4 separate regions of the Homo sapiens genome follow, and regions 2, 3 and 4 are each linked to region 1. Evidence: chromatin contacts called from ENCODE Hi-C or POLR2A ChIA-PET data. All regions are on one chromosome and are shown on one strand. The core of a region is the stretch at or near the end of the contact, and the rest is flanking DNA. Distances in the headings are between cores, read along the strand shown. Region 1 overlaps PPP4R3A (protein phosphatase 4 regulatory subunit 3A). Region 2 overlaps TRIP11 (thyroid hormone receptor interactor 11). Region 3 has its middle 16 kb from the start of GPR68. Region 4 overlaps TC2N (tandem C2 domains, nuclear).

The links. A loop is a pair of places that touch in the nucleus more often than their neighbours do. ChIA-PET counts read pairs that join two places held with the same protein, here RNA polymerase II (POLR2A). Pooled maps may share reads with other maps.
Region 2: a loop to region 1 is called in a map with no recorded cell type, with 2.6 times the contacts of the local background. The contact joins two enhancer-like sites. A Hi-C loop is called at or near these places in 8 of 168 maps with a recorded cell type or tissue (A673, B cell, CD4-positive, alpha-beta T cell and 4 more), 6 of 37 single-sample maps with no recorded cell type and 13 of 50 pooled maps. POLR2A ChIA-PET finds 5 or more read pairs at or near these places in 5 of 52 experiments (B cell, CD4-positive, alpha-beta T cell, T-cell and 2 more).
Region 3: a map with no recorded cell type shows a loop between it and region 1 (12-fold over the local background). The contact joins two enhancer-like sites. A Hi-C loop is called at or near these places in 1 of 37 single-sample maps with no recorded cell type and 2 of 50 pooled maps. POLR2A ChIA-PET finds 5 or more read pairs at or near these places in 3 of 52 experiments (SK-N-SH, activated B cell and activated T-cell).
Region 4: a pooled map shows a loop between it and region 1 (18-fold over the local background). The contact joins two enhancer-like sites. A Hi-C loop is called at or near these places in 1 of 168 maps with a recorded cell type or tissue (CD8-positive, alpha-beta T cell), 4 of 37 single-sample maps with no recorded cell type and 2 of 50 pooled maps.

What each region holds. Positions count from the first base shown.
Region 1 is chr14:91,494,159-91,496,982 of GRCh38, forward strand. The region is part of intron 1 of PPP4R3A (protein phosphatase 4 regulatory subunit 3A); the gene reads right to left. Among named protein-coding and RNA genes, the nearest start is that of PPP4R3A, 15 kb to the right of the region's middle. RefSeq lists enhancers at 701-850, 1,332-1,541. Within about 2 kb of position 1,358, at least 5 of the 41 ENCODE cell types and tissues checked have a DNase peak (open chromatin) inside an H3K27ac peak, as active enhancers do.
Region 2 is chr14:91,978,887-91,981,708 of GRCh38, forward strand. The region is part of intron 16 of TRIP11 (thyroid hormone receptor interactor 11); the gene reads right to left. Among named protein-coding and RNA genes, the nearest start is that of FBLN5, 33 kb to the left of the region's middle. Within about 2 kb of position 1,490, at least 2 of the 41 ENCODE cell types and tissues checked have a DNase peak (open chromatin) inside an H3K27ac peak, as active enhancers do.
Region 3 is chr14:91,227,528-91,230,227 of GRCh38, forward strand. No RefSeq gene overlaps it. Among named protein-coding and RNA genes, the nearest start is that of GPR68, 16 kb to the right of the region's middle. RefSeq lists enhancers at 860-919, 930-1,209, 1,240-1,559, 1,620-1,709, 2,257-2,306. Within about 2 kb of position 1,369, at least 11 of the 41 ENCODE cell types and tissues checked have a DNase peak (open chromatin) inside an H3K27ac peak, as active enhancers do.
Region 4 is chr14:91,829,639-91,832,509 of GRCh38, forward strand. The region is part of intron 1 of TC2N (tandem C2 domains, nuclear); the gene reads right to left. Among named protein-coding and RNA genes, the nearest start is that of TC2N, 36 kb to the right of the region's middle. RefSeq lists a silencer at 1-114. Within about 2 kb of position 1,318, at least 7 of the 41 ENCODE cell types and tissues checked have a DNase peak (open chromatin) inside an H3K27ac peak, as active enhancers do.

The DNA of each region.
Region 1 (2,824 bases), core at 108-2,607:
CAAAAGTAAAATAGAGTGAAAGAATTGCATTACTTTAACAAATTATATTTCAGAAGATGCAAGATCTCTAATGGCATAGGACCCAACTAGGAAACGCTTCTCTAAAAGTTAAAACTGCACAAAAGTACAACCTATATAAAAGAAAAAATTGGGCATCACAATTAAAAATTTGTTTGTGCTGCAAACAATACCATCAAGTAAAAAGAAAGCCCACAGAATGAGAGAAAAGATTTGGAAAGCATATATCTGGTAAAGGACTTGTATCCGGAATATATAAAGGACTCTTACAACTCAATATTAAAATGTGGGCAATGAATTTGAATAGAAATTTATCCAAAACGGATATACAAAAAACTAGTAAGCATATGAGAAGATGCTCAGCATTAGTCATTAAGGAAATGCAAATCAAACCCACAAATAAGGGCCAGGCACGGTGGCTCACGCCTATAATACCAGCACTTTGGGAGGCTGAGGCAGGTGGATCACTTGAGGTCAGGAGTTCGAGACCAGCCTGGCCAAAATGGTGAAACCCCATCTCTACTAAAGACACACAAAAAATTAGCTGGGCATCGTTGTGCATGTCTTTAAACCCAGCTACTCAGGAGGCTGAGGCAGGAGAATCACTTTAACCTGGGAGGTGGAGGTTGCAGTGAGCCAGGATTGCACCACTGCACCCCAGCCTGGACGACAGAGACTCTGTCTCAAATGAAAACAAAAACCAAAACCACAAATGAGATACCATTTAGTACCCACTAGAATGTCTACAATCAAAGACAAGACAATAACAAGCGGTGACAAGGCTGTAGAGAAATGGGAAGCTTCATACATTGCTTCTGGGAATATAAAATGAGGCATCAATTTTGGAAAAGTTTGGCAGTTCCTTCAAAAGTTAAGCAGTTACCTTGCAATTTCCCTTCTCGGTATATATCCAAGAGAAATGAATACATGCCCAGACAAAAACTTGTACATTTATATTCACAGCAAGGTTATTTACAACAGCAAAAAATGAACAGATAAATTCAATGTGGCATATACTCAGCTACACAGAGTAATGAAAACCTAACACATTACAATATGTATAAACCTTGAAAACATATGAAATTAAAGAAGCCCATCATAAAATACCACATGTCCAGATACATAATGTGTGTGTGTGTGTGTGTGTGTATGTTTTTTTTTAGACAGTCTCTCTGTCGCCCAGGCTGGAGTGCAGTGGCGTGATCTGAGCTCACTGCAGCCTCTGCCTCCTGGGTTCAAGCAATTCTCCTGCCTCAGCCACCTGAGTAGCTGGGACTACAGGCACATTCCCAGTCCAGATAGGTAAATTTAGAGACAGAAAATAGATTAGTGGTTGTTTAGGGCTGGGAGGAAGTGAAAGTGGGTAGTGATTGCTAATGGGCACATGATTTTTTTCAGAGGAGACAAAATGTTCTAAAATTAGATTGTGGTGATGGTTGCAAACCTGTGATTATACTAAAAAACAATGAATTGTACATTTTGAATTGGTGAATTATATAGTATGTAAATACTGTTAAAAAAAAAACAAAAAACAGGTGGAGTGCAGCCTAGGCAATATAGTGAGACCTTGTCTCTATAAAAAAATTTTAAAAATTAGCCAAGTGTGGCAGCGCACGCCTGTAGTCCTAGCTGCTCAGGAGGCAGAGGTGGGAGGATTGCCTAAGCCTTGGAAATGCAGGTTGCAGTGAGCCAAGATCATGCCACTGCACTCCAGCCTAGGCAACAGAGCAAGACCCAGTCTCAAAAAAACAAAACAAAACACACACACACACACAAAAAGGTAAACTGTAAAGTATAAATATTCATACAATGGATACCACGAACAATGTTAATATATGAATCAAAGAGTAAACACAACAGATATTTTACAAACCTGAGTAAAAGACAGCTGAGACAAAGGTATAAACCATAGAATTCAATTTACACAAAGCTCACAAAGTGGCAAAATTAACCTATCATTAGGCTAGCAGTTTTCTCTGGGTAGGATAGTGACTGGGGAGGAACCTGAAGTAGGCTTCCAGAGTAGTGGTTATGTTGTTTTTTCAATGGTGTGCTGGTTATTTTTTGAAAATTCATCAAATTGAATACTTATGATTTGTGTACCTTTTTGATGTATTATACTGCAATTCAAAAGTTTTTTTAAGTTTAAGAAGTCAGAAACACATAGCACAGGGGATTGAGGTTGTTATTCAAGTTGTGCTTTCAAGAAACACACGCCTGATTTTTACAGTCACTAAAACAAAAAACACGGCAGTGCAGTGGTATGACATTGTCAGCCACCTAATCCCTAATAGCAATTATTTCTCAAGTACCAGTCTCTTTTACATTTTCTTCAAAACTCTCTTAGTAGTGTTTACAGGATCAGGATAATAAGAAAGAGGGAAAAAAAGGTTTGACGTACTCCCTTCCAAAGTTCTGGCTAAAACAGGACACACTAGAAGCTTCTAGTGTTGGGAAATGTTTTTCTGGTCTATTCAGGATATTAGAGGGAAGTATCCCCTGAAACTCTCTTTTCAGCCATATCACAGTTTTGGTCTAGGAAGTCCAGCTCTCATCCCCAATACCATATTCCCAAAGAGATAAGTAGGCTATAGAGGCTAGAACACCGGAAAGTCTTTCAACTTGAGGGCTCAGTAAGACAATAAATAAAAGACACAATACTAGGTTTATTCCTAGTCTATTGGGTTTCCCTCCATCACCTAATAGGTTTTATTGAGCCAAGTTATAAACACTAAACCAATCAACTATAACAGATCCAGTTCAGTGTTAATATCAATTAACACAATCCTTACCCCCAACAAGTTTG
Region 2 (2,822 bases), core at 240-2,739, 480 kb after region 1:
CACAGTATATTCCTACTGGACAGTACTGCTTTTAGAACATAACCAGGATATAACACTACTCTATACTATCTCTTATTTTAAAAAGAGAGGCTGGGCGCAGTGGCTCACGCTTGTAATCCCAGTGCTTTGCGAGGCCGAGGTAAGCATATTGCTTGAGCTCAGGAGTTTGAGACCAGCCTGGGCAACATAGCAGAACCCTGTCTCTACAAGAAATACAAAAATTAGTCGGGTGTGGCGGCATGAACCTGTAATTCCAGCTACTTAGGAGGCTGAGGCGGGAGGATCGCCTGAGCCCAGGAGGCAGATATTGCAGTGACCTCAGATTGTGCCACTGCACTCCGGCCTGGACAACAGAGCGAGACCCTGTCTCCAAAAAAAAAAAAAAAAGAGAGAGAGAGAGAGAAAGTGAAATGACAGACATCTTCAGAGTAAAATTCACAAAGCAGAGCTGAGCCTGATAAAAATTTTAGTAAAATAAAGTAGAAAATTTTAACTTTGCTCTATGAAAAACTGATCAAGAAATCAAACTGCGTAGAAGTCCAAATCAAAAATACTTTCTTGATGAAAACTTACTAAGATTGGTATGGTTTTTATTAAAGTCTCTGTATTCAGAAAGGTAGAGTCAAAACATCCTTAAGGCGAAAATGACAGGGTTAAAATTTCCTAAACTCACTATCAGAACATACAGTTTGTCCCTGAGCTAATGTGATGTGGAATGCAAAGGGCTGTTGCAAACTCAAGCAGTAGTTAGAATGTACTCTGATATTTGAGTCTAGGGGGAAAAACTCAGAATTTAAGGGACGGTGCTAGAAGGATGGTATTAACTATGAGGGGTTTGGAAAGGAAAAGAAAGTCAAACACCTACTACAAAGGTCCCTACAGATGCCTCTTTTTCTTCAAGCACCCTTATTTTCCTCCCATCAGAGATTCTGAATATTTCTCTACAAAAACTGAACCCTAATTCAAACCACAATTTGAAATCAGAACTGTATTTATATGGGCAGGGAAAATATGGTTATTCAGAAATGAGTTTTAAGCCAAATAAAATATTTCTGTGAAATAATCTCACATGCCAAAATAATTTTTTGGAAGTTAAAAAAAAAAAAAGGTGGAGGGGGGAACTTTAAAAGTTCAGCAATAAAGCAACTGAGATTTAGTCTAGTTTGGAGAAAGAGTTACTCTACATCTGTGACATAGTAAAACTTGCCATATCAGAGTCTCTTCTCTGGAACACCTAGACATGGTGCCATGGTCTTCAACATTTGGTTTAAAATAAAAATTGAACATAAAATGTAATTGATTGCAACAAATTGGCACATCATAATTTTACATTTCATTTGTAATTAATGACAGTACACTACAATGCTGCCTTCAGAGAACATCTTAAAATGAATCATACTACATCTTAAAATGAATCATACTGCTTACAAAGTCATTTGGATATTTCATGAGTAAGCTCCTGTAGGCAAGATCCAAGTCAGATTTACTGAACAGTCACCTGACTGAGAAAAAAAAGGAACACAGAACTTGAGAGTCAGAAGTGGATATGAATCATGGTCCTATCACCAGGGCCAGACTTTGTTGCCTATTTTGTAAAATGAACATGCTTATCTCAAAGAATTTGATAGAATCAACTGAATGATCAAATGTGACTTTTCTAAATAGTAAAGTGCTACATAAAGCATTAGTACTTATCATCCAATTTCTTAAAATAACTAAAAAGTTCATATTTCAATCTAGCCTGAATCAGTATCACATATATTACTCTGTTTAATGTTAATATTTTGTGAGGTTTTCCCCCCTCCATTTTGCATGTTTGTCATCTTTGAGGCCAAGGAGTCAACAGAAGGAAGAAAAAAATGTTAGAAAGATGATTTCACATACATATATATATGTCAATAAATAAATTGCATCTGGTGTCTTATCTGCATCTGGATACCTTAAAACTAAATTTAAATCTGATACAATATTAAACCTAATAAGGAAATTTAACCTCTTCATTTAATTAAATATAATCAAAGCAAAAGCTAGAAATTAGATCTTTTTTATTACAGAATTTCAAGTTATACAAGATCACTTTTAACATCAAATTTTATATGTATATTATATATATATATATATATATATTTTTTTTTTTTTTTTTTTTTTTTGAGACAGAGTCTTACTCTGTCACCCAGACTGGAGTACAGTGGCGCCCCAGCTCACTGCAACCTCCACCTCCCAGGTTCAAGCAATTCTCCTGCCTCGGTCTCGCGAGTAGCTGGGATAACAAGCGCCTGCCACCACGCCTGGCTAATTTTTGTATTTTTAGTAGAGACGGGGTTTCTCCATGTTGGCCAGGCTGGTCTTGAACTCCTGACCTCAAGTGATCCACCCACCTCAGCCTCCCAAAGTGCTGGGATTACGAGTGTGAACCACCGCACCCGGCCCAAATAATATATTTTTAAAAGATATTATACTATTTGCAATTTGAGGTTAAGCTTTACAAGCATCTGTTTTGTCTTTTTTGTTGTTGTTTTTTTAGACAGAGTCTCGCTCTGTCACCCAGGCTGTAGTGCAGTGGCACACCCTCTGCTCACTGCAACCTCTGCCTCCCAAGGTTCAAGCGTTTCTTGCACCTCAGCCTGCTGAGTAGCTGGGATCACAGGCATGTGCCACCACACCTGGCCAATTTTTTTGTATTTTTAGTAGAGACAGGCTTTCACCATGTTGGCCAAGCTGGTCTCCAACTCCTGACCTCAAGTGATCCATCTGCCTCAGCCTCCCAAAGTGCTGGGATTACAGGCATGGGCCACCGTGCCCAGCCCTGCTTTGTCTTTTAA
Region 3 (2,700 bases), core at 119-2,618, 270 kb before region 1:
GCAGCCGTGCATGGTGGCTCACACCTGTGATCTCAACACTTTGGGAGGCCAAGGCAGGAGGATCCCTTGAGCCCAGAAGTTTGAGACCAGCTTGGACAACATAGTGAAATCCCATCTCTACAAAAAAAGTTTTTAAAATTTGCCAGGCATGGTGGTATGCTCCGGTAGTCCCAGCTACTCATGGGGCTAAGGTGGGAGGATCACTGGAGCCTGGGAGTTCGAGGCTGCAGTGAGCTGTGATCACACCACTGCACTCCAGCATGGGTGACAGAGCAAGAGCTAGTCTCAAAAAAGGAAAAAAAGAAAATGGTAAAATGTGCAAATGTGGAATATATATTTACAAAGTTCTTGGGTTTTACAGAAGATTTACTCCTACCACCACCAAAATATTTATACCTTTGAAATGCTTTTTTTTCCAAACAGCATTTTGTTTACTAAGGCAAAAGAACAGCATTTTGTTTACTAAGGCAAAAGGTCCTTTGAAGAGCCTAACATTTATCACCATTGCTGCCCCTCACCTCACCCCTAACACTATTCCACCTCCTCTCTGTCTGCTCCCCTGCACCCCCTGAGCCCAGACCCTTTAACCTCTTGCATAGGAGGGCAGCCTCACCCTGTGGGTGGGTCAGGCCTCTCCAGTGCTCAGGCGGCTCAGAGTCCTCCTGAACAACTCCAGTCACTTGCCCTTATCTCTTTCACAAGCTCCCACTGCACAGTGCCCAACAACATTAGAAACTGAGTCACTGACCGTGTCCCATTACACTCTTACAATATCCTGTGCTGGTTGCACTGCTGAGTGACGGCTGACTCACCCAGATCAGGGGAGTCCAGCTTCGCAGCCATGGCCCCAAATGTTTGTTGAACCTGCTTAATTTTCATTCATTTCCTTAAACAGGTCTAGTTTCATTCTTTAAGGAGCAACAGTTGTGAGAATAGAACACAGAGGGTAGAAATGAACCCCGCATTGTACACACAGCAGTTAAGCGTGAGGATGTAGCACAGTGGTTCTGGGACTGACTTCAGTTCTCCCTATGCAGGGGCATGATGCAGCCCTGGGCGGAAGTTGCTGGGGCTGGGGCTCTCCAGGTCTCCCTTTGTCATTCTAGGGGAGTTCCCACAGGCAGGGGCTGTGCTCAGTGCTGGTGCGGCAGCAGGGCTGACACCTCCAGCATCCTGAGAACTCAGCCACATGGGGATCTGCGGCATCTCACGGCTCAGTGAAGCCACCTCAGCTCTGCAGCCTCCCTGACCACATGTCCTCCAATTAGGATTTTTGTCCCTGATTTGGGACTGCAGAGTTCCATGTAGCGAGGGCCTCTGATTGAGATTGTACCCCGACGTTTCTGCAATCTTGATGGCTAGAAGAGAGAAGCCCTCACCATGGTAAAGCTGCCAGCACGCTTCTGACTCATGTTTTGGGGGAAGACACAAATGGGTCTTTGGTTTTGCAGTAGTAACAGCAGGGTTCTCTTCTGGCATGGAGGAGTCTGAGGCATAACCATGTAATGGGTTGTCTTCACTGTGGGCAGAAATTCATGGGGAGAGGATTTCAGTTGTTTGGTAAAGAGGCTGACACCAGGTTGAGCCCAGAGAAAGCTGAGAATAAGGGTCCTAGACTCAGTGACACATCCAAACCCCTGACCCCGCTACAGGGAGAGGCAGGCCTGTGGTCCAACATCAGGGGCTCTGATGCAAGGGAGAAGACCCCTTAGCAGGGCCCAGCCCAAGGACCACAGGAGCTCTGCATTCCAGGATCCAGTTTTGATGCTTGTCCATTCCACTGTAGGATTCCTGCTCAGACCTTTAGTAGTTTTGCTCAGCTTTCCTCTTTTATCCTAGCCTTGACTGTGCTTTGAGGAAGCACCTGTATCCATGGGGTGGCCATGGTGAGTGTGGCTGCAGCCTGCAGAAGCTAGTTACAGGGAGATAGGAGATGACATGCAGGGAATGATGGGGTGATTTAAGGCGAGATATGGGCCTGGTGCCAACCAGAATGGATTTGTGGGACATAGGAGCATCACTGGGCATTTCCAAGAACATTGAGGGGAGGTAATCCTGGTGAACAGTGCATAGGATGCTCCATGGATAACAAGGGCAGGCTGGAGACCTTGGCACCTTGAGGGGAGAATGAGCCACACAGACCCTGCAGGAGATGGATCAAAGACAAGTGAGCCAGCTAAGCAGGTCAGGGCTCCTTAGTCCCCTGGAGGTCCTCTGGCCCCTCCGTCACTCAGCAGGGAAAGGCATTCCTCTGAGGTTGTTCCTTGCCCCTCATTGCACGGGCTTTGCTGACCACCAGCCCCGACTTGGTCCAGCCCACTGCATTCTGCTACATCCTGCCCACTCCCTGTGGCTTCCACTGGCTGCACGATGAGGTCTAACTCAGATTCGAAAAACCACTTCCTCTAGGCAAGGTGGAGAGGAGGATGTGGCTTACCAGCAATTCACATAAACTCAATGTGTGTCAGCAATAAGATTTCTCACCAGAAGTAAAGAAGCAGAGAGGAAAATGGGCCTGTTCTCCATGGGGCAGGTCAGACAGACTTGCTCTCACTTCACATTCCAGGCATCGCATTTGAAGAAGTGGATTTTGTTTAGAGGAAGGTACAGAGGGGTGGGTGCTTAAAACCTCTTAAGTTTAGGGCTGGATGTGGTGGCTTATGCCTGTAATCCTGGGGAGGCCAAGGCAGGTGGATCACT
Region 4 (2,871 bases), core at 68-2,567, 340 kb after region 1:
ATGATCTATGACTGGTTTTTCAAGCTTTTGTAGGTTTATTTCGAGGTTCTATCATTCTGCCAATTCTTGCTCAGGATGTCCTACTTCCTTGTACAGCTGGTTATCTTTGACAATGAATTATTCATTGACCATGAAACTGTACTGGTAGAACTTTTTAAGCTAAAAATGAAAGTATACTCCAGAGAATATCTGCATTTGTTTACCAGACCATTTTCAATTCATGCGTTGACAAATAACCCAATTCTAAAATGGACAAAAGAATTAGACATTCCTGCAAAGAAGACAGACAAATGGCCAATAAACACATTAAGAAGCGCTCAATGCCACTGATCATTAGGAAAATGCAAATCAAAACCATAATGAGATACCACTTCACACACACTAATCAAAAAGACAGACAAAAAATAAGTGTTGGTGTGGCTGTAGAGAAACTGGAACCCTCATAAATTGCTTATGAGAATGTAAAATGGTGCAGCTGTTTTGGAAAACACTTTGGCAATTCCTCAAACACTTCACACAGAGCTACCATATGACCCAGGAATTCTAATCCTAAGTAAATATACCTATGAGCATAGAAAACATATTTCCACACAAAAACATTTTACACAGATGTTCACAGCAGCAGTATTCATGATGGCCAAAAAGTAGAAACAAATCCAAATGTCCATCAATTGATGAATGAGAAAACAAAATGTGGTATACAGCCATATGATGGAATACTATTCAACCATAAAAACAAATGAAGTACTGATTCACACTACAACACAGATAAATCTTGAAAACATTATGCTAAGAAAGAAGTGAGACATAAAAGACCACATATTGTGTGATTCCATTTACATGAAATGGCCAGAATAGGCAAATCCACAGAAATGGAAAACAGATTAGTGGTTGCCAGTGACTGAGAAGGAAGAGGCAAATGGGGAATGGCTGCTAATGGGTACAAGGTTTTTTTAGGAGGGTGACAAGAGTGTTCTAGAATTATATAGTGATAGTTGCACAGCTAAATGAATATACAAAAAAAAACCCCACTGAATTGTACATTTTAAAGGGGTGAATTTTATGGTATGTTAGTATCTCAAAAAAGAAATGATTTTTTAAATTTACATCTTGAAATATTTTTGACCACCAAGGTAATATAAAACTTCTCCCCATGGTCTGTTTGGTGGTCACAACTTCCCAAGGACAGGATTTTTTTCCTTTCTTGTTTTACCTGGCATCAAGACAACTTTCCTTGCACTCCCTTCAAGGAGGTAGAGTGAGTTTTTCGCCCTTCTCGTGACATCACAGCCCTTTGTGGTCCCAGAATTAGCCTCTTAGCCTACATTGAATGAGCCCTGGGCTGACTTCCAACTATCCTTGGTGACATGCAAATATACCAAGTGCCTATTCAAATGCATCAAGTTTCCCCTGTTTAGCAAATGCTCTCAAGGCAAGTAAGACTTAAAGGCTCCTTTAGTCTCTCATACGTTTAGCTTTCTCTTAGATTTTGGCATGTTAATTCCTATCTTTTGAATTGTTTTTTTAAATACAGCATTCTTAGCTGTTCTCAGCTAAGGTTGTCCAATACCTCACAACTTACACTGTTCCCAAAATGCAAATCCTATATTTATTTTTCAAGTTAAAATTAATTCTAGTAAGTTAGGAAAGGATTTGCAGCCTGATATAGTCTACATTAGAGTAGCTTCAGTATTATTTATGACTTCAGGTGATTACAGTAGATATTTAAGAATTAAATAACACATTTTATTACTTTTTAAAAAGAAAAAAATTAAACATTAATTTGAGGAGCAGTCTAATTTAAAAGAAGCATGGGTGGATAACTTGTTCTCTCAAGTATCAAGGTTCTTTAAACAGCTAAAGTAAATAAGACTGTGGTAAGATACATAAACAGATCTGTTTTAGAAAGAGTAGCTTGGAAACGACCACACATGTATGGAAACTTGATCTATGATACTTGTAGATCACTGAAATGAAAAACAGAATATTCAGTTCTATAATGCTGGGAAAAACTGATTAGCCATATGGGAAAAAAAGAAACTGGACCCCCACTTCACACCATACAAAAATCAGTTCTACATGGATTAAGGACACAAATATGAAAGGCAACTTTTTAAATAGATTTTCTTTTTTAGAGTAGTTTTAGAATCACAGTAAAATTGAGAAGGTACAGAGATTTCCCATATACCCCCCTGCTTTTAGTAGAAAATATCAGACTATATTTTTATAATCTCAGGGAAGGTAAAGATTTGTTAAACAAGATGCCAAAAGCACAAACCATAAAACAAAAAGTTGACAGAGTCAACTATATTCAACTATATATAAAACGTGTTAATCAAAAGACACTATAAAGAAAGTAAAAGACAGGCTGCTCACTTGGAGAAAAAGAAATGTGCCACGTGCATAACTGACAAGGGATTCACATCCAGAATATATAAAGAGCTTCTATTACAGAAATCCATTTTTAGACCGAGTGCAATGGCTCATGCCTGTTAATCCCAGCACTTTGGGAGACTGAGGCAGGTGGATCACCTGAGGTCAGGAGTTCGAGACCAGCCTGGCCAACATGGTAAAAACCCGTCTCTACTAAAAATACAAAAAATTAGCCAGGCATGGCGGCATGCACCTATAATCCCAGCTACTCAGGAGGCTGAGACAGGAGAATCGCTTGAACCCGGGAGGCAGAAGTTGCAGTGAGCCAGGATCATGCCATTGCACTCCAGCATGGGCAATAAGAGCAAAACTCCGTCTCAAAAAAAAAAAAAATCTATGTTTTAAAGTAAAAAAACAACAACAAAAAAATGGCCAAAGACATAAACACCCACAAAACATAAACAATGAAAGGTTCAACATCATCAGTAATTAAGGAAA